Linked DNA regions of Homo sapiens: all the other regions are linked to region 1. The links are chromatin loops, found by intact Hi-C in ENCODE. Cell type or tissue: PC-3. All regions are shown on one strand.

What was found. Hi-C counts contacts between places; a loop is a spot of excess contacts. Peaks named below come from ENCODE experiments on the same cell type or tissue, not always from the same donor. Only the 100,000 strongest peaks of a DNase experiment are listed, where the experiment ranks them.
Region 2: it touches region 1 in a loop (5-fold over the local background); 36 of 110 quality-filtered maps call a loop at or near these places.
Region 3: a loop joins it to region 1, with 5 times the contacts of the local background. A loop is called at or near these places in 9 of 110 quality-filtered maps.
Region 4: it touches region 1 in a loop (5-fold over the local background); 2 of 110 quality-filtered maps call a loop at or near these places.
Region 5: a loop joins it to region 1, with 10 times the contacts of the local background. A loop is called at or near these places in 20 of 110 quality-filtered maps.

Annotation. Positions count from the first base shown.
Region 1 is chr21:14,862,565-14,867,564 of GRCh38, reverse strand. All of the region lies in intron 1 of ASMER1 (adipocyte associated metabolic related lncRNA 1), which reads left to right. Among named protein-coding and RNA genes, the nearest start is that of ASMER1, 54 kb to the left of the region's middle. RefSeq lists an enhancer at 2,838-2,887. In PC-3, CTCF peaks have their summits at 2,801, 4,353 and 4,552 (motif pointing right); DNase peaks (open chromatin) are centred at 2,734 and 3,094; H3K27ac peaks cover 1,316 bases.
Region 2 is chr21:15,589,784-15,594,783 of GRCh38, reverse strand. The region is part of intron 1 of LOC105369302 (a long non-coding RNA gene); the gene reads left to right. Among named protein-coding and RNA genes, the nearest start is that of USP25, 140 kb to the left of the region's middle. In PC-3, a CTCF peak has its summit at 2,293 (motif pointing right); DNase peaks (open chromatin) are centred at 1,633 and 2,223; H3K4me3 peaks cover 996 bases; H3K27ac peaks cover 1,331 bases.
Region 3 is chr21:15,551,038-15,556,037 of GRCh38, reverse strand. All of the region lies in intron 2 of LOC105369302 (a long non-coding RNA gene), which reads left to right. Among named protein-coding and RNA genes, the nearest start is that of USP25, 180 kb to the left of the region's middle. In PC-3, a CTCF peak has its summit at 2,738 (motif pointing right); no DNase peak of the experiment used is centred here.
Region 4 is chr21:15,190,339-15,195,338 of GRCh38, reverse strand. LOC124905047 (a long non-coding RNA gene) reads right to left here. Exons shown (of 2, transcript XR_007067916.1): 2 at 4,833-5,000. Among named protein-coding and RNA genes, the nearest start is that of LINC02920, 130 kb to the right of the region's middle. In PC-3, no CTCF peak of the experiment used is centred here; a DNase peak (open chromatin) is centred at 2,918; H3K4me3 peaks cover 1,639 bases; H3K27ac peaks cover 2,803 bases.
Region 5 is chr21:14,401,316-14,406,315 of GRCh38, reverse strand. No RefSeq gene overlaps it. Among named protein-coding and RNA genes, the nearest start is that of HSPA13, 21 kb to the right of the region's middle. In PC-3, a CTCF peak has its summit at 2,413 (motif pointing left); no DNase peak of the experiment used is centred here.

The DNA.
Region 1 (5,000 bases):
TGTATATGTATCCATATATAAATCTTTGGTGCAGGTCTGATTATTTTCTTGGGATAATTCCTAAGGAGTAAAATTACTAGGTCAAAAGGAATTAACAATTCTTAAATACTTGATTCACATTGCTAAATAACTCTCCAGTAAAATTGTATCAAACCAAAGTCTCACATGATATTTGAGAGGGACAAGTTCATTTGCCAACACTAGTCATTATGCTTAAAAAACATCTTTCTCAATTTGTAAAGAAAGCTGCATCTGGTTTTATTTTGCAAGTGAGTATCAACTGTTTTGTATTCTTTTTCATTTGCTTTTTTGAGCACACTTTGGTGTGCTGCAGGAAAACACAGGAGGTTGACCCATGGAGACTTAGAGAGGTTCAAGATGTAGATATGAACTGGAGCAGCCCTCACATATTTGTGGTAGTTGATACTACAGGATGGCTTGAGGTATTTCAAGGAATATCAGGCTGGGCATGCTGGTGCATGCCTGTATCTCCAACACTTTGGTAGGCTGAGGCAGGATGATCCCTTGAGGCCAGGAGTTAGAGACAAGCCTGGGCAACAAAGCGAGACCTTATCTGTATGAAAAAATAAAAATTAGCTGGGTGTGGTGATGCACGCCTGTAGTTCTAGCTTCTTGGGCACCTGAGGGAAAATGATCACTTGAGCCCAGGAGATGGAGAGGCTGCAGTGAACCTATAACTGTGCCACTGCACTCCAGCCTGGGCAACACAGAGTTAAATCCTGTTGGAAAAAAAAAAGGAAATAGGAGATGAGAGGCAGTAAAGAATCCTGTGATCCTATGAAATCTGTAGCCAGGCTTCTGGAAAAATATGGTGTATGGAACCCTGTGGACAAGAGCATTTAAAAAATTGTGGTAAGTGCAGAATAAAGCCTTGGTCAGTAGTAACTATCAGTTTCCTAGGGCTGCCATAATGAAGCACCATAAACTGCCTAAAATCAAAGAAATTGATCACATCACAGTTCTGGAGGCTAGAAGTCTGAAATCAAGGCATCACCAGGGCCACAGTCTCTCTTACGTTTCTGAGAGATTCTTCCTTGCCCCCTTCTTAACCTCTGGTGGTTTCCTGGCAATCTGCGATGCTCCTTGGCTTGCAACTTCCTAATTCCAATCTCTGCCTTCATTGTCACAGTGTGTCCTCTCTGTGTATATGTTTTCAGATGGCCATCTTCTTAGAAGGATGCCAGTAATATTGGATCAGGGGCTAACTCTGCTCCAGTATGACCTCATTTCATCACTAATTACATCTGCCACAACTCTGTGTCCAAATAAGGTCACATTCTGAGATACTGAAGGTTAGGATTTCAACTTGTCTTTTTTGAGAGGGACTCAATTCAACTCATTACAATATCAAATGTTATACAAAGTATGATGGACACAGGGAAAAGGTCATTATATTTTGCATTTAGGAAATGATTGGTGACTTTTGGAAGAGCTGAGATCAAGGTAAAAGCCAAGTTCACAGCAGTTGATTAGTGGTGTGAAGTGGACAGTTAGCTGTGAAAGGCAGAGGGAAATAACTGAGGGTGGCACAAGAGTGAGAATATAAGACTTTCTGAGAATCAATAGGTGGTCATCAGTACATAAGGAAAGGGTCTTGAGTCAGCAAGGATGCCAATCTAATAAAGCAATATTGGAGTAAATGCCCTTATCACGCAAAATGACATTTTAGTGAATAGACTGCATATATGATGATGGTTCCATAAGATTATAATACCATATTTTTACCGTATCTTTTCTATGTTGAGATGCATAAATACTTTCCATTGTGTTACAGTCATCTACATACAGTAACATGCTGTACAGGTATGTAGTTTAGAAGCAGTAGGCTATACCATCTAGGTTTGTGTAAGTACACCATGATATTGATGTTCACATGATGAAATTGCCTACTGATGCATTTATCAGAACATATTCCCATCGTTAAGCAATACATGATTGTAGTTATTAAAATCCTACTAAATCAGGATGTATTTCCTATTAATATAAACTTATAAGCAATTTTAATCAATATTAAACACTAATACAGATATAGGTTTATTAGAGTCAATATATATGTTAATATAAGATTTTTGATGCTTTGCACTGTTTCCCAAGGTTCATAATATTATACAATTACTAAAGCTAGCAAGGTTATCATAAGACAAAGGGCATTTACAGTTTATAATCTATTTGTTTTTCTTTCAGAATCTAGAAAATAATTTTATTTGATTTTTCTGTAATTAAGTAAAATGCTGTTTTATTAAAATTTAATTTCCCCCCAAAACTTTCTAAAATCTGCAGATCTCTGAAAAGTTAATAATTTATCTGCCAAGCATACCTCCTGTATTTAAGTATTTATGAGCATGTGATAAATGTGTACTCTAAAACACAAACAGAATGTGTTTTCTTACGTATTAATGAATATTTTGATTAATTAAGCAGATATTAGAATTGCACATCACTTCAGGGTTGTTTGATTCAGAATAGCATCTGGTTTCAGTGATAACATGAATCATGAAAACTACTTATAAATGTGCTCTTGTGTTCTTCTCATAATCTCCTATGGAAAGTAAACAGGAACTGTTAAAAATGTACCTAGCACTTCTCAGGGGCTCCTGTTCTGGCTTGGTCCAACTCTGGTCATGCAGGCATTTTTCCTTTTAAGGACAATTAAGTCCTATCTTTGCAGGCCATAGTGTTACTCATGTTCGGGGAGGCCACAGAGCCGGGAAGAGGAGCCCTGAGCCCTGAGCAGGTTCAATGTCGCCCCCGTCAGGAGCACCGCTGCAATGGAAAGCTTCAGTTACCATCAAAGGGATGCAGTCAGGCCAGAGAGAGAACTGCTATTTTCAAATACAAATGAACAAAACTACAAAAATGACAGAGAAGTCTTTGTTCTCTGTCTAAATGTGAGCCCCAAACAAATCCTCCCTGATTTAATGTGAAGTTTCTGGCCTGACCCCGACACTCTCCCTGATGTGCCTTCTACACGTCTATGAGGCAGCACTGTCTGTAACAGTGTGTGTCAGGTGCAGGGACTTTTCCAGCTGTCTCATGACTGTTAGGCAACATTGCCTTTTCCTGGGACTTTCAGCTGGGCTGGCTATGGTCTTTTTAGATTTAGCTTTGGGAAGCTGCCCCCTGCTGGGCTTCGGTTGGTGTGAATGGCCTGGACTTAGGAAGGGGCACTGCTGTAGTTGGCCCTGAATGGACCCTGGACTTTGGAGCCTCCTGGATGACACAGTTGCTTACCCTCGTGTTATCAATCTGAAAAACCTCATCAAGTGATACATTTCCAATCTCCTGACTGTCCTGTGACTTATTTGATGGTATTAAGCAAAGCTCAGGTCAGAAGGATTGTCATAAAATTGTTGACTGGACTCTTTCTCAGGAAAAGTTTAGCATGTCCTGGCAACTTTTAGGCTCATACCACTAACTCTGAGAGGTCAAGGGTTTTATGTAGAATGGTAACCTTCTTAAAATTGAGGTTTTAATAAACAGAGCTACGCATAGCAGACTCATCCCTGGTCTTACAGAGAGGATGTCAAATGGCTGAACCATGTGCTTTCTCAAAGTCAGTGACAGCAGAGATGAGGAAGGGGTTGATGATGTAAGAGAGAGCTGGGACAAAGGCCAAGTCAATACCAAATGAGTTGTCATTCTCCCTATGCTTTTCATACACACCCAAGCGTTTCACTCGGGAGATACCAGAGCAAAAGGAAGATAAATGCTACATGTAGTTCGTTCTGATATAACTGTCACTAGCACATGGTGCACACGCTCCATGAGAACACTTCTGTTTCATTAATCATGCTCTTTTGAAAATGTGACTAAATGTAAGTGATGTCAATTTCCAGTGCTGCTTTTGCTTTATAAGTAGGCTTTGAGGATTTAACCATATTTGGTAGATGCTAATATTTCTGTGTTGGCCATGAGAAAGATTATTATAGTACACAATGTAGTAAAATATTTGTCTTATGTAAAGAGAGAAATAATCATTTTTATTTACATTCCTGTGCAACTCGGGTCAGTCTGCCCTAAGGAGTTTTATTTTCTAAAGAATAAGCCTAGGAAATGATTTCATCATAGATTCAAGTAACAGCGTGAAACAAACACAGCCTCGGGATTTTTGCTATGTGTAGTCCCCTTAATTTTCTAGAATAAGACAAAAGACTGTTGTAAATAATTTTGAATAAAACTCGGATTTGTTATTTAATTTTAAAGACCTCCCAGAGTTTGAGATAATCAAAACAAACTTATTTTGTGCTCAGATTAAGAGCAAAATAACAAAACTAATCTACTAGTGATAGACTTTTAAATGCAAATTTAAAACAAGATACATATCTTTCAAAGGATGATTTTCTTCTTGTCATAAAAGACAAATTACTGAAATGCCTTTAGAGATTTATATTTGTATATTGCATTTATAACAATGATAAATCTCAGTTAACAATAAAAGGTTAAATTATGTCTTAAATGTAGGAAAATATAGGAAAGGTAAGGATATTTTTATTTTTATTTTTTTTAAGGAGCAAATAGGGCAGAAATTAGAGTGGCCAGCAGGGGGCTTCTTTTAGGTTTCTTTCCCTTTCCCATAAATTAAAACCTAACCTAAAAATATAGTTTACTCTTTAGTTTTATAAATAAGGAATAAAGAGACAAACAATGGCTGCTAAATTTTCATTGCTTCCACTAGTTTAAACAAGACACGTTTTACTTCTCTTTAGTTAATTCCTCTCTCCTGCTTACTTCCCTTCCTACCACTATTTTTTCTCAAGACCTGTAAAGTGATCCCTGCAGTCTGGATTGGCCAGTGCTGCCTCTGCCTCCATCCTCAACCAAAGTTCTATCTTTGCAAACCTTCCAGGGAGGATTTTAATGATGAACTCCCCACCAAATAGAAATGAAAAGTAAATTAAGAGCAAAGAAGCATATTCTATATTGATGATTTAAATGGTAGTTATAAAAATCTAGTTGCACTCTGAACCTCCTTTTGAGAG
Region 2 (5,000 bases), 730 kb before region 1:
TTGTTCCATATAATTGTTAGGAATTTTTTTTCTTTTTCTGTGATGAATGTCATTGGTATTTTGACAGAAATTGCATTGAATCTGTAGATTGCTTTGGGTAGTAGGGACATTTTAACAATATTGATTCTTCCAATCCATGAACATGGAATATTTTTCCATTTTTTGGTGTCCTCTTCAATTTCCTTCATCAGTGTTTTATAGTTTTCATTATACAGATCTTTCACTTATTTGGTTAAATTAATTCCTGGGTATCTAATTTTATGTATTGCTATTGTAAGTGGGACTATTTTTTATTTCTTTCTCACATTGTTCACTGTTGGAATATAGAAATGCTAATGATTTTCGTATGTTGATTTTATATCCTGCAACTTTACTGAATTTATCAGTAAATTTAACAGTACTTATAGCTTTCTTGTGAAATCTTTAGGTATTTCCAAATATAAGATCATATCATCTGCAAACAAGGATAATCTGATTTCTTCCTTTCTAATTTGGAGCCCTTTACATCTTTCTCTTGTCTGAATGCTCTGGCTAGGACTTCCAGTATTATGAAGAATAACAGTAGTGACAGTGGGCATCCATGCCATGTTCCAGATCTTAGAGAAAAGGCTTTCAGTTTTTCCCCATTCAGTATGATACTAGCTGTGGGTCTGTCATATATGGCTTTTATTATGTTGAGGTATGTTCCTTCTATACCCAGTTTTTTGAGGGTTTTTATCATGAAGGGATATTGAATTTTTTCGAATGCTTTTTCTACATCAATTGAAATGATCATATGGTTTTATTCTTCATTCTGTTGATATGATGTGGCATGCTGATTGATTTTCTGTGTGTTGAACCATCCTTAGATCCCAGGGATAAATCCCACTTGGTCATGATAAATAATCATTGTAATGTATTGTTGAATTCAGTTTGCTGGAATTTTGTTGAGGATTTTTGCATCAATATACATCAGAGATATTGACCTGTAGTTTTCTCTTTTTTGTTGTTGTTTCTTTGTCTGGTTTTGATATCAGGGTAATACCGGCCTCATAGAGTGAGTTTGGAAATATTCCCTCTTCAACTATTTTTAGGAATAGTTTGAGTAGGATTTAAATTCATTTAATATAAATTTTATGTAAGAGAGGAGGCTTCAGAAATTTGAAGATCCCGCAAACAGGTAAGCTTATGTATTTTAATGCTTCAGTTTGATTAAGAGTGAACAGTTGTCAAGAATTGTGATTGGACAGAGGGCATAATCTAGTGATAATAAACTGGGGGAGGGGGGATTTAGCAAGTTCTGCTTGTGCAGATTCTTTTCTGTGTCCCTGTTTCTCTCCTCCTGGTATAGGGAGGATGCCTCTGAAATGAGGGTCTAGAGAAGGTCAAAGAGTAAGCTCGCTGGATTTTGTAGTCTGCTTTAGGAGAAAAGTGTGATGGGAAAGTGAGAGTGACCTTTCTGCCTCTGCTGTTTTCTCAAAAGCCAAGGTCTCACATGTTGGGGTAACATGTCCTCAATCCCACTAGCCATATTTTGTCTTCTGTTTGCCTATCTGTGTTTCTGCTTTCTATAGTTACTTGATACTTCTACAATTACTTTGAAGGGAAGAAGAGTATGTCATGTTTACTCTGTGTGCAACACCTCACCAAAACTCAATAAATATTTGCTAAATGAGTAACTGAATGTCCTTCCAACTCATGGTTCTAAACATATCTGAATCCAAAATCTCTGGTTTCTCCATGCAAAATGGACAGGCATCTCTGGCACAAGTGGTTTAAATAAGCTAACAAATAAAGAAGTGTTTGAACAAATTTACAAACAAACAAATGATAAATGAAGTGTTACATTAATCTACATGCAATAAAAATCCAAAATGCTGTATCCGGTAGTACCATCCATGCTACTATGGACCAAAACACCAGTTGGTTTTGCTCAGTGTATGTATCAGTCACCAAGCCCAGCATGGCATTCACACAGCTAATTCCAAAATGTTTTTGAAATATATAGATGCGACTTAAAATCGTGCTTACCCAAAAAGTTTACAAAATTTAAAGCAAAATTCCCAACTGCACATGGTGTGTTTGCTTTTTACAATTCATTGTTTAAAGGCCTCTAACACTAATGTTCACTTCATGACACACGCAGGAAGAGCTAAAACTGTGTATTTACTCTTGGGATGGCTCAGATCCACAGTAAGTAATAAAATCAAATTACACTACTCTAGCATTTCCCTTCAAATTCAACCTTGCATCTCCATATTTTAATAATTGTACATTGGTCATTTTCAATCATAAAACATTTGCAATTTGTTAGCCGTAGTGGCCATTAGATGGCAGTGGTATACCATAATATCAGTGGCATTTTGTTTGGTTCTTGTTTTTCTTAGGCATAGTGCAAATCGTTTTTCAAAAAGCAAAAGGCTGAAGAGAATTTTCAGAATAGAGATAAGCAACCAAATCTCTTTGAAAAATACAAATTTAATTAAATCCCCTCTACTTGAAATAAAAGAAATTTTAATATATATTTTCTTCCTGAGGCTTAGATTTTTAAATAGTGGCTAACTGCACACTCTATAGTTACATGGATAAGGGATTGAATTTTTTTCTTGAGAACTCACCAACAAGCTCATCGTAGGCAATTACTAAATCTTTTTAGCCTTTGTTTTCAAATCTGTAAACGCTATTCTTATAGTGCCAAACCCTACAGTGCAGTTTAGGCCACATAGTTCTCAATAAATGCTAACTCTAATAAAACAAAAATTATTTTATTAGCAGAAGCTTGGTAGCTGGAAGAAAATTTAACTAAAAAGTCTTCACCTTTGAGTTTAAAGATGGAGAGAGTGATCGGGCACTGTGGCTCACACCTGTAATCCCAGTACTTTGGGGGGCCAAGGTGGGCAGATCACTTGAGGTCAGGAGTTCAAGACCAGCCTGGCCAACATGGTGAAACCCCATCTCTACTAAAAGTATAAAAATCAGCAGGGCATAGTGGTCCATGCCTGTAGTCCCAGTTACTCTGGAGGCTGAGACAGGAGTGTTTGAACTGGGGAGGTGGAGGTTGTAGTGAGCTGAGATCGCGCCACTGCACTCTAGCCTGGGCAATGGGAGTGAAACCCTGTCTCAATCAATCAATCAATCAATAGAGAGAAAGAAGCATGAAGGGCAGAAATAAAGGGAATATCTAATAGGTTTTGCAAGAGAAGCAGTGACAGAGTGAAAACATCAATTTTAGAGTTTTATAGACTAGTGTTGGAATACTGATTTTGCTGTTGACTACCTGTCATAGAAAGAGTCAAAGGAAGAATCCTTACATTGCTAAGCCTCGGTTTCTTTATATGTGAACCAGGACTCATGACACTTTTAGGGCTAAGATAAGATAAAGCAGGCTAATATACAGAAAGGACTTGTCAAATAGTAAGTGCTCAATGTTGCTATTTCTTTTCCTTGCAGACTTTCATAAAAAACTACTAAGAAATTTTGGACACTAAAGTTTGATTTCATTATTTTCCTGGGGCTTGAGCTCTCTCAGAAGTCTGTGAAACATACAGATCTAGTAACCCCACTATGTGTTTCTCTATGCAAAGGTTAATGTTACAGGTCTTTACAATTTTAAAACCTTTGGCCAGGCACAGTGGCTCACGCCTATAATCCCAGCACTTTGGGAGGCTGAGGTGGGTGGATCACTTGAGGTCAGGCCAACACAGTGAAACCTCATCTCTAATAAAAATACAAAAATTAGCCAGGTGTGGTGGGACACGATTGTAATCCCAGCTACTCCGGAGGGTGAGGCATGAGAATCGCTTGAACTGGGGAGACAGAGATTGCAGTGAGCCGAGATCGCATCACTGCACTCCAGCCTGGGTGACAGAGCAAGACTCTTGTCTCAAATAAATAAATGAATATGATAAATAAAAAAAACTATCCAAACTTATAGATTATCTTAAATCTTCAACAGCTTTCTTTAAGCTTCCGTTCTCTGGGTAAGATATTAATGGCTATTGAGATGACAAGACTAGTCAGCCTAAGGAATTAGAAAACACACAGAGGATTAATCCTCTAAATGGAAACACAGTCACTTAATGACCTATGTTTTAAAAGATTATGAGAAATAAACTTCAAAGTGATGCCTACGGATTTTTCCCAGGGGGGTTAAGAGAATTAAATTATGGATTAAAGAAAGCAAAAATACAAACAAATTGTGTTGACTGGTGGATCAATGTTGACCTAACAGGTGATGTTATAAGTCCCGGTAAAAAATACTAACAGTAGCAATGTGAACAATGTTCTGTGTGCTTACTCTTCAATATATAAATGGAATTTCCATGGATTAGAATTTGAGTGTTCAATAGTAGAAAAATAGATAGCATAAATCTGTAAATAGGCCGGGCGTGGTGGCTCACGCTTGTAATCCTAGCACTCCAGGAGGCCAAGGTGGGGTGGACCACATGAGGTCAGGAGTGTGAGACCAGCCTGGCCAACATGGTGAAACTCCATCTCTACACAAAAAGTAGCCGGGTGTGGTGGCGCACACCTGAATTCTCAGGTACTCAAGAAGCTGAGGCACAAGAATTGCTTAAACCCAAGAGGCGGAGGTTGCAGTGAGCCAAGATCCCAAGATCGCATCACTACACTCCAGCCTGAGGGACAGAGTGAGACTCTGTCTCAAGAAAAATAAATAAATAAAATCTGTAAATAGATTCCCATTTACAGAAGAAGATGTATGCCCAAGAGAGGATTCATTTTCTTGGGCATATATCTTCTTGGGAATACTGGTGCTCTGTTACCTACTCATTCTCCATATCAGTCTTTGTTTTTAAAGAGAGCAATATAGTTAGAAATGCTGAAAAATGTAGCCATCATACTGTCAAACTGATTACCAATGGAGAGACTGAGGCTTTGAGAGACTGGATTTTTCCAGGCTGCACATGTTGTTAGTGGCACTACTCGCCTAATTCCTAATCCAATACTTTGATTTCTCACATCCTGCCTCACAGAAGAGGAAAAATCCACAGTTAGATTCT
Region 3 (5,000 bases), 690 kb before region 1:
TTTTCTTGTAAATTTGTTGGAGTTCATTGTAGATTCTGGATATTAGCTCTTTGTCAGATGAGTAGGTTGCGAAAATTTTCTCCCATTGTGTAGGTTGCCTGTTCACTCTGATGGTAGTTTCTTTTGCTGTGCAGAAGCTCTTTAGTTTAATTAGATCCCATTTGTCAATTTTGGCTTTTGTTGCCATTGCTTTTGGTGTTTTAGACATGAAGTCCTTGCCCATGCCTATGTCCTGAATGGTATTGCCTAGGTTTTCTTCTAGGGTTTTTATGGTTTTAGGTCTAACGTTTAAGTCTTTAATCCATCTTGAATTAATTTTTGTATAAGGTGTAAGGAAGGGATCCAGTTTCAGCTTTCTACATATGGCTAGCCAGTTTTCCCAGCACCATTTATTAAATAGGGAATCCTTTCCCCATTGCTTGTTTTTCTCAGGTTTGTCAAAGATCAGATAGTTGTAGATATGCGGCGTTATTTCTGAGGGCTCTGTTCTGTTCCATTCATCTATATCTTTGTTTTGGTACCAGTACCATGCTGTTTTGGTTACTGTAGCCTTGTAGTATAGTTTGAAGTCAGGTAGCGTGATGCCTTCAGCTTTGTTCTTTTGGCTTAGGATTGACTTCACGATGCGGGCTCTTTTTTGGTTCCATATGAACTTGAAAGTAGTTTTTTCCAATTCTGTGAAGAAAGTCATTGGTAGCTTGATGGGGATGGCATTGAATCTATAAATTACCTTGGGCAGTATGGCCATTTTCATGATATTGATTCTTCCTACCCATGAGCATGGAATGTTCTTCCATTTGTTTGTATCCTCTTTTATTTCATTGAGCAGTGGTTTGTAGTTCTCCTTGAAGAGGTCCTTCACATCCCTTGTAAGTTGGATTCCTAGGTATTTTATTCGCTTTGAAGCAATTGTGAATGGGAGTTCACTCATGATTTGGCTCTCTGTTTGTCTGTTATTGGTGTATAAGAATGCTTGTGATTTTTGTACATTGATTTTGTATCCTGAGACTTTGCTGAAGTTGCTTATCAGCTTAAGGAGATTTTGGGCTGAGACAATGGGGTTTTCTAGATATACAATCATGTCATCTGTAAACAGGGACAATTTGACTTCCTCTTTTCCTAATTGAATACCGTTTATTTCCTTCTCCTGCCTAATTGCCCTGGCCAGAACTTCCAACACTATGTTGAATAGGAGTGATGAGAGAGGGCATCCCTGTCTTGTGCCAGTTTTCAAAGGGAATGCTTCCAGTTTTTGCCCATTCAGTATGATATTGGCTGTGGGTTTGTCATACATAGCTCTTATTATTTTGAGATGCATCCCATCAATACCTAATTTATTGAGAGCTTTTAGCATGAAGGGTTGTTGAATTTTGTCAAAGGCCTTTTCTGCATCTATTGAGATAATCATGTGGTTTTTGTCTTTGGTTCTGTTTATATGCTGGATTACATTTATTGATTTGCGTATATTGAACCAGCCTTGCATCCCAGGGATGAAGCCCACTTGATCATGGTGGATAAGCTTTTTGATATGCTGCTGGATTCGGTTTGCCAGTATTTTATTGAGGATTTTTGCATCAATGTTCATCAAGGATATTGGTCTAAAATTCTCTTTTTTGGTTGTGTCTCTGCCCGGCTTTGGTATCAGGATGATGCTGGCCTCATAAAATGAGTTAGGGAGGATTCCCTCTTTTTCTATTGATTGGAATAGTTTCAGAAGGAATGGTACCAGTTCCTCCTTGTACCTCTGGTAGAATTCGGCTGTGAATCCATCTGGTCCTGGACTCTTTTTGGTTGGTAAGCTATTGATTATTGCCACAATTTCAGAGCCTGTTCCTTGACACATACACCCTCCCAAGACTAAACCAGGAAGAAACTAGACCCATTCTTAAGATCTTCCACTTGGTCATTGTTGGAGGGGACAGAAAGTATATCCTTAGGCTTAACCAACCAACCCTTCAAAGCTGGAATATCAAACATGTTAGCTACTTTGGCTAAATGTCTGCAGTGGGATTCTTAGTTAAAATGTTACTGATATATAGGCAGACTTTATTTAGCCAATTAAATATCAAGCATCTTTTTAAAAAAATATAAATAATTGCAGGTTGCTAGTGTTCTTCTTTTAATTGACTTTGACTATGCAGAATGATTTTTTAAATCTTTCCAGCTGCTTCATTAGAATTGAAGAGAGAGAAAGTGGCCCATCCCGTCACCCTCCTCTCTCATTGTAATGAAGTAAAATTCACAAAACCAGAAATGCAAATGGATTTTCTTGAGTCTTTCCTTCTAATACACTGATTAGCATGCTAACCAACTCTTTTTCATCAACTACTTCCATATAGAATCATGCATGGAAACTGTACATGGACTTGGCAATTATGTGAGGGGAATTTGCGTCCTCCAAAAGCAATGCAGATAGCGGAAAAATGAACTGAAATAACAGGAATGAGAAAATGGGAATAAATCATAAATGATAATCAGAAAGATCCTGATAAACCAGTAGCAAGGATCTTACAAGTCTCTAAAGGTTCATAAAATTCCTTGATTGCTGCCAGCACAGCAAAGAAAGGTACTGTATGAGCGTCATCAAGTCATGCTTCTTTGTGTCTCCTATTATTGCAGCTCATCTCTTTCTCCTCCCAGCTCATCAACTCTCATAGCTCTTTGGAAATTAAAAGAGCTCTCTCTCCATGTTCTCTCTGGTTACTGAAAAACAGAGACTCACTCAAACCACTAGAGGGATCTCTCTTCTTTGAAAAGAGAGAGAGAAAAAAGTAAATTGCATAAGCTATAAAGTTGGAATGACACAAGAAATCATCGAGCAAGAGAGAAAATGAACTGTTGCAATTTTCAAAGACATTTCAGTGTCTGTGGAGGGGAATCTCCCACTGTGGAGTCTGGCCTTGCCAAGGTCTTGAGAGAGATCCCTCTGGCAAATATGGATCCTGTTGCACCAACATGCTTTGGATGACTCTAGTGGCCTTCAGTGGTAGCTGGGATTACAGATGCCCACCACCACATTGGCTAATTTTTGTATTTTTAGTAGAGAAGGGGTTTCACCATATAGGCCAGGCTGGTCTTGAACTCCAGACCTCAAGTGATCTGCTCGCCTTGGCCTCCCAAAGTGCTGGGATTACAGGCGTGAGCCACCGCACCTGGCCTTTGACTTCTATATGATAAAAATTTAAAGCTACAGAAGGAATTGCCACCTCAGAAAACTTTCCTCACTTGTCTTCCAGAATGCCTTACCATTCTGTGGCTAAAGACACAGCAAACATTTCCCTGATTTATTTGCCAGCTGGCCTCCTGTTGGGTTCTACCAAGAAACACTAGAGTGACTGGAACACAGGAAGAAAGGAGGAAGGACCTCCTGTTTCCTGTTTGTTATTCTTGCTCTCACCTGCATGGTGACAGCTTTCTCCAGCAATAACATTTCATCCCTGCAGAAACAGTTATCTTAAGAGTGCCAGTTGGTTTCAATGTCCAACTGCCTTCAAATTCCCAAACCAGTTTGTTGCTCTCCTTCATAAGAACTAACCACCGTCAAGCATTGCCTACTCTTTAGAAGTTTGAGTCCTGCCAGTTGTGTTGGCTTATGCCTGAAATCCCAGTGAGGCAGAAGCAGGAAGATAGCATGAGGCTGGGAGTTGGAGATCAACCTGACAATATAGTGAGACACTGTCTACAAAATAAAATAATGATAATAATAATTAGCCAGGTGTGCTGATGCCTGCCTGTAGTCCTAGCTACTCAGGAGGCTGAGACAGGAGGGTCTTTTGAGCCCAGGATTTCAAGGCTGCAATGAACTATGTTCATGCCAATGCCACCCACCCTGGGTGACAGAGCAAGACCCTGTTTTTTGAAAAAAAAAAAAATCCAAGTCACAGTTATGTAAGTCCTCTTTTGTGAGATCCTAAGCTTTAATAGTCTAACCTCTTCTTTTTTTATTCTTCCAGCTGTATGAGAAATAGCTGCTTGTTATTTCATGCTAACCTTTAGTGTTTTCTGTTGCTCTTTCATCCCTCAAACATCTGTATAACCAGCCCCTATATTAAATCCTCCTTGTTGGAGTCCCTAGTGTGGTTTCTGTTTTTTTCTGACTGCACCTGACTGATAAACTGTGAGAAGACTATAGCAATAAAAGATCTATGTAAATAGAGTGGGGGTTCCCCAATAATTCAGTTGGAAAGATCAGGGAAGAATTTATGAAAAAAATAGGATTTGCAAAAGACCTTGAATATAGGTAGAATTTAGAGGTATAAAGATGGGGTGAAAAAAGACTTTCAAAGCAGGAAAACATTATAAAAATATTTAATAACAGGGAACACAAAATATAATTCAGCTGGAAATCATAATATGTAAAAGTTAATATTTAATAATAAACTACCAAAGGTAAAATTGAATCAGATCTTAGTGTAGGAGTAGGGGGAGGGATCTTTAATACCAGGCTCAGAATTGCTGAACTATTTAAGGCTTTTGAGCAGGAAGGTTGCAATATTAGGAAGTCAGAGAAGGAAAAGAATAAAACGTATTATATATTTTGAAGATATGTAGTCGATATCAGTATGTTCTGTGTTATGCTGGCAATAATAAGAATGCCATATTCTATTTTTCTAAACCAAATGTACTCTGTGTCTGAGTTCCCAATTATCTGACCGGCAGGACATCCAATATCAGTCATTACTTGAACTCATTTCTTACCTTCATGTAAGAAGGTAGGTGAAACTTTATTCCATATTAACTTACTGTGAATCAGTCAGTTTAATTCACATTATTCTGTGCGAACAGGGGAGGTCCCTGGTTCTTAGTTCAAGATGGTCAACATTGCTTTCTTGTTCCTTTTGTTTCTGGGTGGCTTGGTTGACAACTGCAAAACTGTTCTGGTTGGGTTCCAGAGATGCCTTGTCATATGGTCCTCTTTGATACAAGAAATTTGCACATGTTTACCTATGTAATAAACCTGAACATCTTGCACATGTACCCTGAAATTTACTTAAAAAAAA
Region 4 (5,000 bases), 330 kb before region 1:
TGCCCAGGCTGGAGTGCAGTGTTGTGATCAATCATAGCTCACTGCAGTCTCAACCACCCAGGCTGAAGCTATCCTCCTGCCTCAGCCTCCCAAGTAGTTGGGACTATAGGCACAAACCACTACACCCAGCTAATTTTTAAAATTTTTTAAAGACAGGGTCTCACTATGCTGGCAAGGCTGGTTGCAAACTCCTGGGCTCAAGTGATTCTCCTGCCTTGGCCTCTCCAAGTTCTGGCATTACAAGCATGAGCCACCACACTTGGCTACTTTTTTGTTTGTTTGCTTTGCTTTGCTTTTGCTGGATTTCTGTAATTTACATCCAAAAACATTCAAATGAGTACAAAGTTCTACTTTGTAGAGAACCGTCATCCTAAGGTTTTAAGACATCTAAAGCTAATGGTTTGTACTTTGTCACAGCTATTTATAATTTTTTTATTTTTATTTTGGAGATAGAGTCTCACTCTGCGGCCCAGGCTGGAGTGCAGTGGTTCAGTCTTGGCTCACTGCAACCTCTGCCTCCCCGGTTCAAGCAATTCTCATGCCTCAGCTTCCCGAGTAGCTGGGACTACAGGCGCACACCACATGCCTGGCTAATTTTTGTATTTTTAGTAGAGATGGGGTTTCCTCCCTGCTGGCCAGGCTGGTCTCAAACTCCTGGCCTCAAGCAATCTGCCCTCACCTTCCCAAAGTGCTGGGATTATAGGAGTGAGCCACTGCTCCCAGCAGCTACTGTTTATAATTTTGAAAGCAGAAGCTACATATGTCCAGGGATGCTGTACCCAACAGTAACCAATCAGAAATGAAGATGTGTTTTTCTTTTCTTTAGGGAAAAAAATGCCCAGGAGTTCATGACTTAGGCCAGGATGAAAAATCACTTTGGAGTCACAGAGAGTAGCCTGATTTAGAAAGGTAGAGACAATGGAACCATGGAATTACTTGGGAACCTTCCTGAAAAGGATATAGCACCTTGACTAAATCACTGAGGATTGCGTCCCTGAGAAAGGTGAGCAAAAGGTAAATGTGAGAGATGTGGGTAAAGGCAGCAAGATCAGTTACTTCTCCCTTAGGTAGCTCACTGAGGAGGAAAAACCACGGGGGTCCAGGACCTTACTCCGGTCCCTTACTAGTAGCTTGCAGTTTAGAATGGACTGTTTGTGTATAACAGCAATTGCTAGGACTTCAAACATGGACAGCCTTTGGCCAACCTTAGAACTGAAGAAGTGAGATAACTGCAGCATTCTGGGCCAGTCATCACTGTTCCAACTGTGTAGGACTAATCTTTGAGAGGCATCAGCTGCAGCAGAGCACTGTTTTGCCTCTATATCCTTCCACTTTCTGGTAGCCAGAATTGGCCTACTTTGGACTGGATGAGCCTGCAGAGGGTAGGGAATCGATGAGTAAGGGAAAGACAGGGAACCTGAAGAAAAAAATACTAGACTTCCAGTTACGAAGACATGTAAGTCTTTGCTATAGTTTGGACGTGTCCCCTAAAAAGCACGGGCTGGAAACTTAATCCTCAGTGCAACACTATTGGGAGGCAGGGCCTAATCACAGGTGTTTAGGTCATGAGGGCTCTACCCTCATGAATGGATTCATGTCAATTATAAGAAAGCTTCAGGCTGTGAGTTCAATCTCCTGCTCCCCTTCACCCACGTGATGCCCTCCTCCCTCACCAGATTCCAACCCCTCCATCATGGACTTTCCAAACTCCAGAACTGTGAGGAAAAAACTATTTGCTTTGTAAATTACACTGTCTCTGATATTCTGTTACAGCAGTGCAACATGCACCAAGATAGTCCCACAGCGGTTAACTGAAAATGAAAAAAAGTTACTGACTGCTTTTGTACCAGGATTTGTGGAGCACTTTATAGAACATATAATTTCATTTACTATTTGGGCATTCAAAGAAATCTTAAATCATATTCTCTCATATTTCATTTGTTAACTGTGAGGTCTTCAAAAGTATATGGCCTCAATTGAGGACACCATGGGGCTCTCTTTTGCCCAATTCTGGGCAGACTTTTTGTAACATATTTAATGCAGGTTTTTGTATGCACATACTGTACACCTCCAAGGGAGGCAATATAGTTTGTTAACCAGAACTGGAAAATGATTAATTATTTGTTCTCACCCATAGGTGGTAGACATCTGTGGGTATCTCTATACATAAGGAAGACAGCATACTGCCCCTATGTTCCCATCTCAATTAGTTAATTTTACTTAGAAACAAAGTTGTGGACTTGTCTTAAAAATTGCTTTACATTGGCCGGGCGCGGTGGCTCATGCCTGTAATCCCAGCACTTTGGGAGGCTGAGGCGGGTGGATCACGAGGTCAGGAGATGGAGACCATCCTGGCTAACACGGTGAAACCCCGTCTCTACAAAAAACTAGCAGGGCATGGTGGCGGGCGCCTGTAGTCCCAGCTGCTGGGGAGGCTGAGGCAGGAGAATGGCGTGAACCTGGGAGGCGGAGCTTGCAGTGAGCCGAGGTTGTGCCACTGCACTCCAGCCTGGGCAACTAAGCAAGACTCTGTCTCAAAAAATTAAATTAAATTAAATTAAATTAAATTAAATTAAATTAAATTAAATTAAAAAACAAAAAAATTGCTTTACATTTTGCTCTTCTAGTTTTATCTAAGTCACTGCCCCATAGCCTGTGTCCCTTGTAATTTATTAGGTGTCTTTCACAATTTGTAACAAACCCCTATTTTCTAGTCGTATCCCTTTTGTTATTCCACCTACTAGAAATGTGTATTAGTCAGCTCCAGTCAGCTCAATCTTCTTCCTTCAGCCATCACTGTCAGGCTCCCAAACAGATTTCTTCTGTCGCCCAACAGGATCTTGCTTCACCTTCTAGTCTGAATGTTCTGGTAACTTTTTTGTTTGTTTGTTTCAACATAGGCAATTAATCATGCACATTTATGACCTGCAATCTCCAAGAAGGCTTCAGGATGTACCCAGTGGGAGAATTCATGGACTAGTAGGCAAAATGCCAGCTCAGACAGGAATACTTGATACTCTGGTATTTCTGGCTCTAGTAAATATTGCCCAAATCACCATAAAAAAAAGACATTTAAGTGCACTGATTTCGGGGGAGGGTAGACTGCAAAAGAGATCATTTTAGGGCTCTGTCACTTTCTCCCTCGCCTGTCCTCCCCTCAAATATCTTTGTTCTTTTAAATCCTATCCCGTCCTTATTCCTTTTCCCTTTACTATTTTCTACAACCTAAAAGTTGGCTCAGCCTAGAAATAGTACCGGGTAGAAAAATCTTAATAGGGTATATGGTCATGGGTAAAGAGATGGTTGCAAAATATATTGTTGGAATGAGTTGGGGATAGGAGCTGAAATCGGGGAGAAGTCCCATTACTCTGGTAACAAAAAACATATAAAGAGTGAGAGAAGGAAAATCAAATCACCATTTATTACAAATACATCTTCAAACTTGGTTCAATAGTTGTCTCTAAAGCCACTATGTTACAAGATTTTGTTAATGATTTTAGTTTTTTCTAAGTTAAACAAGTAATGCTTGTTCCTTGTAAAAAAAATCAAATAATACAGAAGTCTAAAAAAAATGTAAAACCTCCAAAACCTGATTCCCTGGAAGGAAAAATTGATTACAACTCGGTACTTTTTTGGACTTGCAAATTTTTACATACATGTATTTTTTCAACGTATAATACAAAATATATAAAGGGCCCCTTCTTTTAAAAAGAATTACTTTATTCTTTTGTATGAATAAGATAAAAATAAACATACTCTCAGCATACACTTTACTCTTACTCATGAACATCGTAATTGTTCATATTTGAGGTATATAAATTTGACATTTAATAGGCAACTCTCTACAAATTATTATTTATGAGTCAAAATTTAGTTTATTCAAAAAACGGTGACTAAAAAGCATGATATCTGTTCTTATGCAGCTTAAATTCTATTTGGAAAATAAAGCCACGCCAAAGAAATATTAAAACAAAAATATCAGGAATAAATGCTAATAAAATAATGAAAATATCATAACGTGAAAGAGTGACTGTGTATCTACTTTACATTTTTATGGTATCTCTTTTAAGTCTTATCCACCAAGAAAAAAACTAAAGTATGAGTTTTATACTGTAGTTTTGTACAATTAAATTCTCAAGATTCAAAAATACCTTCCAAATGCTAGCAATTAGGCGTATAAACTCTCGTAGGCTTTGTGCAATGGTATCCTGTAAGGCCAGCTCTTTCTAAGTCAATCACTATGGGTCTGATTGACCTTGGCAGTATTACAGGGTCATATTTTTACATGGCTGAGCTGTTCTTGAACAATTTCTACAATGTACTAGGTACAAATAGTCTTTTCTTCAGCACAAGGCATGCGTGTCTTATCTTCTCACCCATTCTTCTCCTCACTGCCACTCCACCCCACCTTTTCTTTCATTACTTTTATGAAAGAAAAACTATTGTAGGACATGTAAAGAAAACTCGTCCCCACGGGCTTTTTTTCTTTCAGCCTGCCCTTTCTTCATGCTATGTTATAGTTGAAATACTGCACTTGTGGACTCCTGGTTTATTCTTAAGATGGATTTTATTTGTGAGTTTATCTGGTTGTTTTGTGGCTCCAATATCGCAAAGAATAACCTCTTTTCATTTTCATCAGAGGAAGGACAAGAGCTGGAAAGGGATGTGGTTCTATCAGCAATTCGCCTAGGAAAAATTTCAATGTTTTTCTAAACTGTTCTACAAAGGAATTGCAATGTCATCACAAAAAAAGACTGAGATTACAGTTCTTAACTATCAAATATCTCCAATAAAATATAATTTTTAAATAAAGAAATAAGACCCATTTCCATGAAGGCAATCTTTTATTTCCTTTATGCTTCAACCCAGCATAGTGTGGGGCGGAGGGGAGAGGAGAAAATATTAAACTAGAAACCAAGGTTGTCAGGCAGGATCAAAGCAGCATCCCCGGTGGCATGTTCAAATAGGTGATTGAGAGTTTAAAGAAAAGGTAATTGACA
Region 5 (5,000 bases), 460 kb after region 1:
CTTTGCTATAAAGAAATGCCTGAGACTGAGTAATTTATAAAAAAAGAGGTTTAACTGGCTCATGGTTCTGCAAGCTATACGTACAGGAAGCATAACAGCATCTGCTTCCTGGAGGAAGGCACAGAGGAGCAGGCATATCACCTGGCAAAAGCAGGAGCAAGAGAGAGTGAGTGGGTTGGGGGAGGTGCCACACACTTTTAAACGACTAGATCTTGTGTGAACTCAGAGCAAGAGCACACTTGTCACCAAGGGGATGGCCCAAGCCACTCATGGGGGATCCACCCCCATGATCCCAATATCTCCCACCAGGCTCCACTTCTAACATTGGGAATTACATTTCAACATGAGATTTGGGCAGACAAATATCCCAACTATATTACTGATGGATACCTTATTTGCCCTGGAGTGATTGTTATGCATTTTATGCCTGAATCAAAATATTTCGTGTTCCCTATAAATATATGCACCTACTATGTACCCACAAAAATTTAAAATAAAAATAAATAAGTAAATAGTTTTCTATAATTTCATTTGTAGTTGCTTATTTGTATTTTATTATATTGATGTTACATGATTTAATTAGTCCTCAATTGCAGGATGCTTCAATTTTATACTGTTAAAGTGTTGTAGTGGTCATTTGTCACCTCACTTACCCCCTAACTTTTTTTTTTGTCTGCCCAGCTTCATTGTCGAGTCCCCATAAAACCTTAATTTTCAACAAAGGAGGCAGTTCTTTCTCACTGTTTTAAGTATTAGCAGAGAAGAATTCTGGGTGATCACCTGCTACTACAGAAGCCAGTGGAAATAAATTCTCTCTCCTCATTACTGTACATCCTGGTGTTAGCATGTGACCTAAATTTGGCCAGTTGGAGGCCCTCTCCTGGGACTTAGAACCTTGAGCTTTGAATCAAGTACGGGGGGGAAATGTTAGAGGTTGTTCATCCCAACAGGGATGGAGTTCTGAGGGCATCCTAACCAGCTCTGCTGGCTACAAGCCTGTAACTGTGCTTCTTGCCTCTTCCTCCTTGATAACTTGAGTCCCACTGAATCTGTTTCCCATTCTTCTGGAGACTTCCTGGGAGCCTCTTAACAAATACATTTTTGTAAGAGTTAGTCAGTCTGGTTCCATAGCATTAATCAGGAATTTCAATGTAATGAAAGTCTATAATAAAAACTCCAAAGATCTCTTTTGCACTTATCCACTATTATTTCTTTAGTAAAAATCTTACAAATGCTAAGCCAAACATATGCAAAATTTTAGTTGAAAAGCAAATATTGTGTCGAACTACCTTCTCAAAATACAATATAGGGATTTAAAATGTTAGCAGATTTCTGACTGTATAACCTTTTGGAATTAATCTCTCAGCCTCAGTTTATTCATTTTACTACGGGATTAATCACAGCAACAATTTAGCAGGGCCATTGTGAGGGAAAAATAAGAGAGTATATACAAAGTTTAGCACATAATAAACTGTGAGTAAGTGTTAGATTTCATTTTTATTAGAAAGAAAGTAGAAATTATATGCCCACTGGCAGTGTCTAGATGTACTCTTTCACTCCTCTGCTTTCCTTTGGCTGTCTCTTGTCCCCCTTCATCCATTCATACATGCCTGGTCTGTGACTTAAATTCTTGGCAGGGGTATTTTGCATAATTCTTGGTTCTGTCTAGGCTTTTCATTTTATACAGTCATAGGTTATACAAAAGGCAAACTAAATTTAGAAATTCCCTAAAAATAGGATTATCAGATATTTTCCCCAAACTTCTAAGAAAAATACATTTGATATATTAAGAAAACACTGCTGTAGTTGTTATTTAACTTTTAGTTATCTTAAACTTTGTCAAACTTCCTTACAATTTCTTTATAATTTACTATTTTTTATTTAATTAACATATGAGGAGATATGATATTGCAAACTTTTCAGTGCTTAGGGCTTCTAAATAAAGATCTTAAGCCAGCCCTCATTCTATAAAATGGTGCAAAATAAACTTAGACAAAGTGGGTAGAGGCTGGGAATAGTGGCTCACACCTATAATGTCAGAACTTTGGAAGGATGAGGCAGGTGAATCCCTTGAGTCCAGGAGTTTGAGACCAACCTGGGCAACATGGTGAAAGCCTGTCTCTATTATATTTTTTTAAAAAAATTTTAAAGAAAAAATTAAAATAAACATTTAAAAAGAGGGTAGAAGTTAGACACTAAGAAATAATCTTGGATACAGCATTTTAAGAAAATAAAAACAGAGCCCTGATTAAAGATATGAGAGAGGTAAGAGTTTCTTTATATGTTGTTGAAGAAGAAAGCAAATGTAAATGTTAAAATTGAAAAGTGAATTCAGTTAGATGGAGAAGGTAGGATTAATATTAGAAAAGCTTTGAGAATCTCATCTGCATTGTGTAACAGAGACACCTGCTGGTCACTGTATATTTCACTGTTCAAACACTCAAAATACATTTGCTCATTCACTTTTTACCTCCTACTCCCACAGACAGTCTCTAATCTCTTGAAAATTCACAGCATAAACATGACAGGAGATTCATACCAAAATGATAATAATTAAATCAACGGAGTGTAGTTATCACACTGAATCTGGAGAAAAACTTCTGCCAGCAAGACAACTTTGATAATGTCATTTTAATATATATTAAATCAAATCTGCTTTGTGTAATAAGCCACTAAAAGTCAGACTAAAGTCTATCAAACAACTCCTTAACCAGAAAAAAGAAACAGTTTTGTTTTCTGAAAGTACAGAATAATACGGTAATCAAAAAGATGAGGCTGGGTGTGGTAGCTCATGTCTGTAATCCTAGCACTCTGGGAGGCTGAGGCAGGCAGATCACTTGAGCCCAGGAGTTTGAGATCAGCCTGCGCAACATGGTGAAACCCCATCTCTACAAAAAAAATACAAAAAAAAAAAAAAAAAGAAAGAAAAGAAAAACTTAGCTGCGCCTGTTGAGAGGATGAGATGGGAGGATTACTTAAGCCCAGGAGGCAAAGGCTGCAGTGAGCCCAGATCGCGCCACTGCACTCCAGCCTGGGTGATAGAGCCAGCTCCTGTCTCAAAAAAAGAAATGAAAAGAAAAGCAATAAAAAAAAAAAACAGATGAAAAAAATTATAAAACAGATATATCTAAGATGCCAGATTAGGATATTTGTTTTAGAAAAGAAATGCAAATATTATCTAGAAACATTTAAAGTTTATCTTATAATAAGCCACTAATAAATATGGGTTTGTTTTCTCTTAATGTTATAAAATTATCAAGATTGATGGGGTGTGTCCATAGCAACCAGAATAGTACTTAAGAGGGATCAAACGTGAAGACTAATCGGGTGATTATGTAGGATAAGTTGGGTCTCCTATCCCTAAGAGAATCTTGACTTAGTGAGAATACAGCCCTTTTCCTTAAATAATTCAAGTTAATTAAGACATTATGGATAATATACTTTTGGCAAGAAAAATATAATTTGGGTTTTATTTAGCACCCTCCAATTTCATATTTTGAAAACAAAGATTTTAAAAATATTCCAGGGACCAATAATCACAATCAGAATCTAAAATGGCATGTAGTGTAAATTAACTTAGTAAGTTAAATATTGTACATGGCTAAATTCACAATGGGGGCAAATGTAAAAGGTGTTTACCAAATCAGTTAGCTCAGTAATTAACAGGTAGTTATTAACACTCTGTGCTCAATACTGTGCTTAGAATTATAAGAGATACAGAACTGTAAGATAATCTATTTTCAAGGCACCCACATTCTAATTGTATAGACCACTTTATTTCACATAAATAATAATGTATGAGAAAAGTCAGCACTTAGTTATGAACTACATAACATGAAGACCCAAAGTCATGTAAAAGTTTCTACATGACAGTTGGGATATCTAGAAACTAGTTAGGGAAATGTTCATGGTGGAAATTAGTACTGAAAGGGCATGTGAATCCCAGGCTGGACCTGAGTACATGGAAATCTCAGCGAAAGTTATTTCAGGAAAAGGGAAGAACACAAGCAATAGGAAAGAAGCAAAGCCTGGTGACAACTGGTTTCTGGGAAGAGAATATATCTCACTAAAGGCAGAGATTGGACTGAGGGAATAGCAAAAAATATTTCGCTAAAAAGAACGGGATCAGTGTAGGGAAATTCTTGAAAGCCTGGCAGAAGAGTTTAGATTTGATGCATCAGGACATTAAAAAGATGAGTTTTTATAAATTCAAAGAGAGAGATTTGATAAATCCACTATTTAAAAAAGATTAGTTTGGCAGCAGCCTTTAGCGTAAGTGGTCTAATATGGATTGGCTCCACTTGGGTAACTTTGCTAATAATATTCGGATTCAAACTTCAGCTACAAGGAAAATGGTTCATATATAATTTCATACATGCAATATGATAATTAAATTATATACTTGGTGTCTACGCCAACAATAAATGAGAAAGAAAGCTAAGCAATACATTTAATTTCTATGGATAACCAACAAAGTAATGAGACCCCATACCTACCCATCTACCTCTTTTGCTCCACTCCCTGATCAAAGGAAAAATATTGCTCAAGGCAAATGAATGGTTATTGTCTCTTTTTATTATCTAATCCTGCTTAGGAAAAGGTGAAGAATTTGTCCTGAATTACACAAGAATCTAAAGTAGACACTAATAATGATAAGAGTTATAATGATAACTATGCTACTATTAATGAGTGCCTATTAGTTGCTAAGCATAAAAAAGGTTTTCTCTTATGTCATTCTTGCAACAGCCCTGCAAAGAAGGGATTGTGATCCCAATTTTTGTAGCTGAGTTGCCTGAGGCTCACAAGACCTGGAGAATGTTCTCTCAGATTGTGTATTGGCATGTGAAGGCAGGTCTGTCTGGCTCCAAAGATTCTGCTTTTTGCATGATCCCACCTGGCCTATCTGGTGAGGACACCTGTCCCTGTTTCATTCTTAAGAAGCTAAATGTCAACATTGAAGGCCACTTCAAACTACATCCAAACGATTGCATGCCAAAATG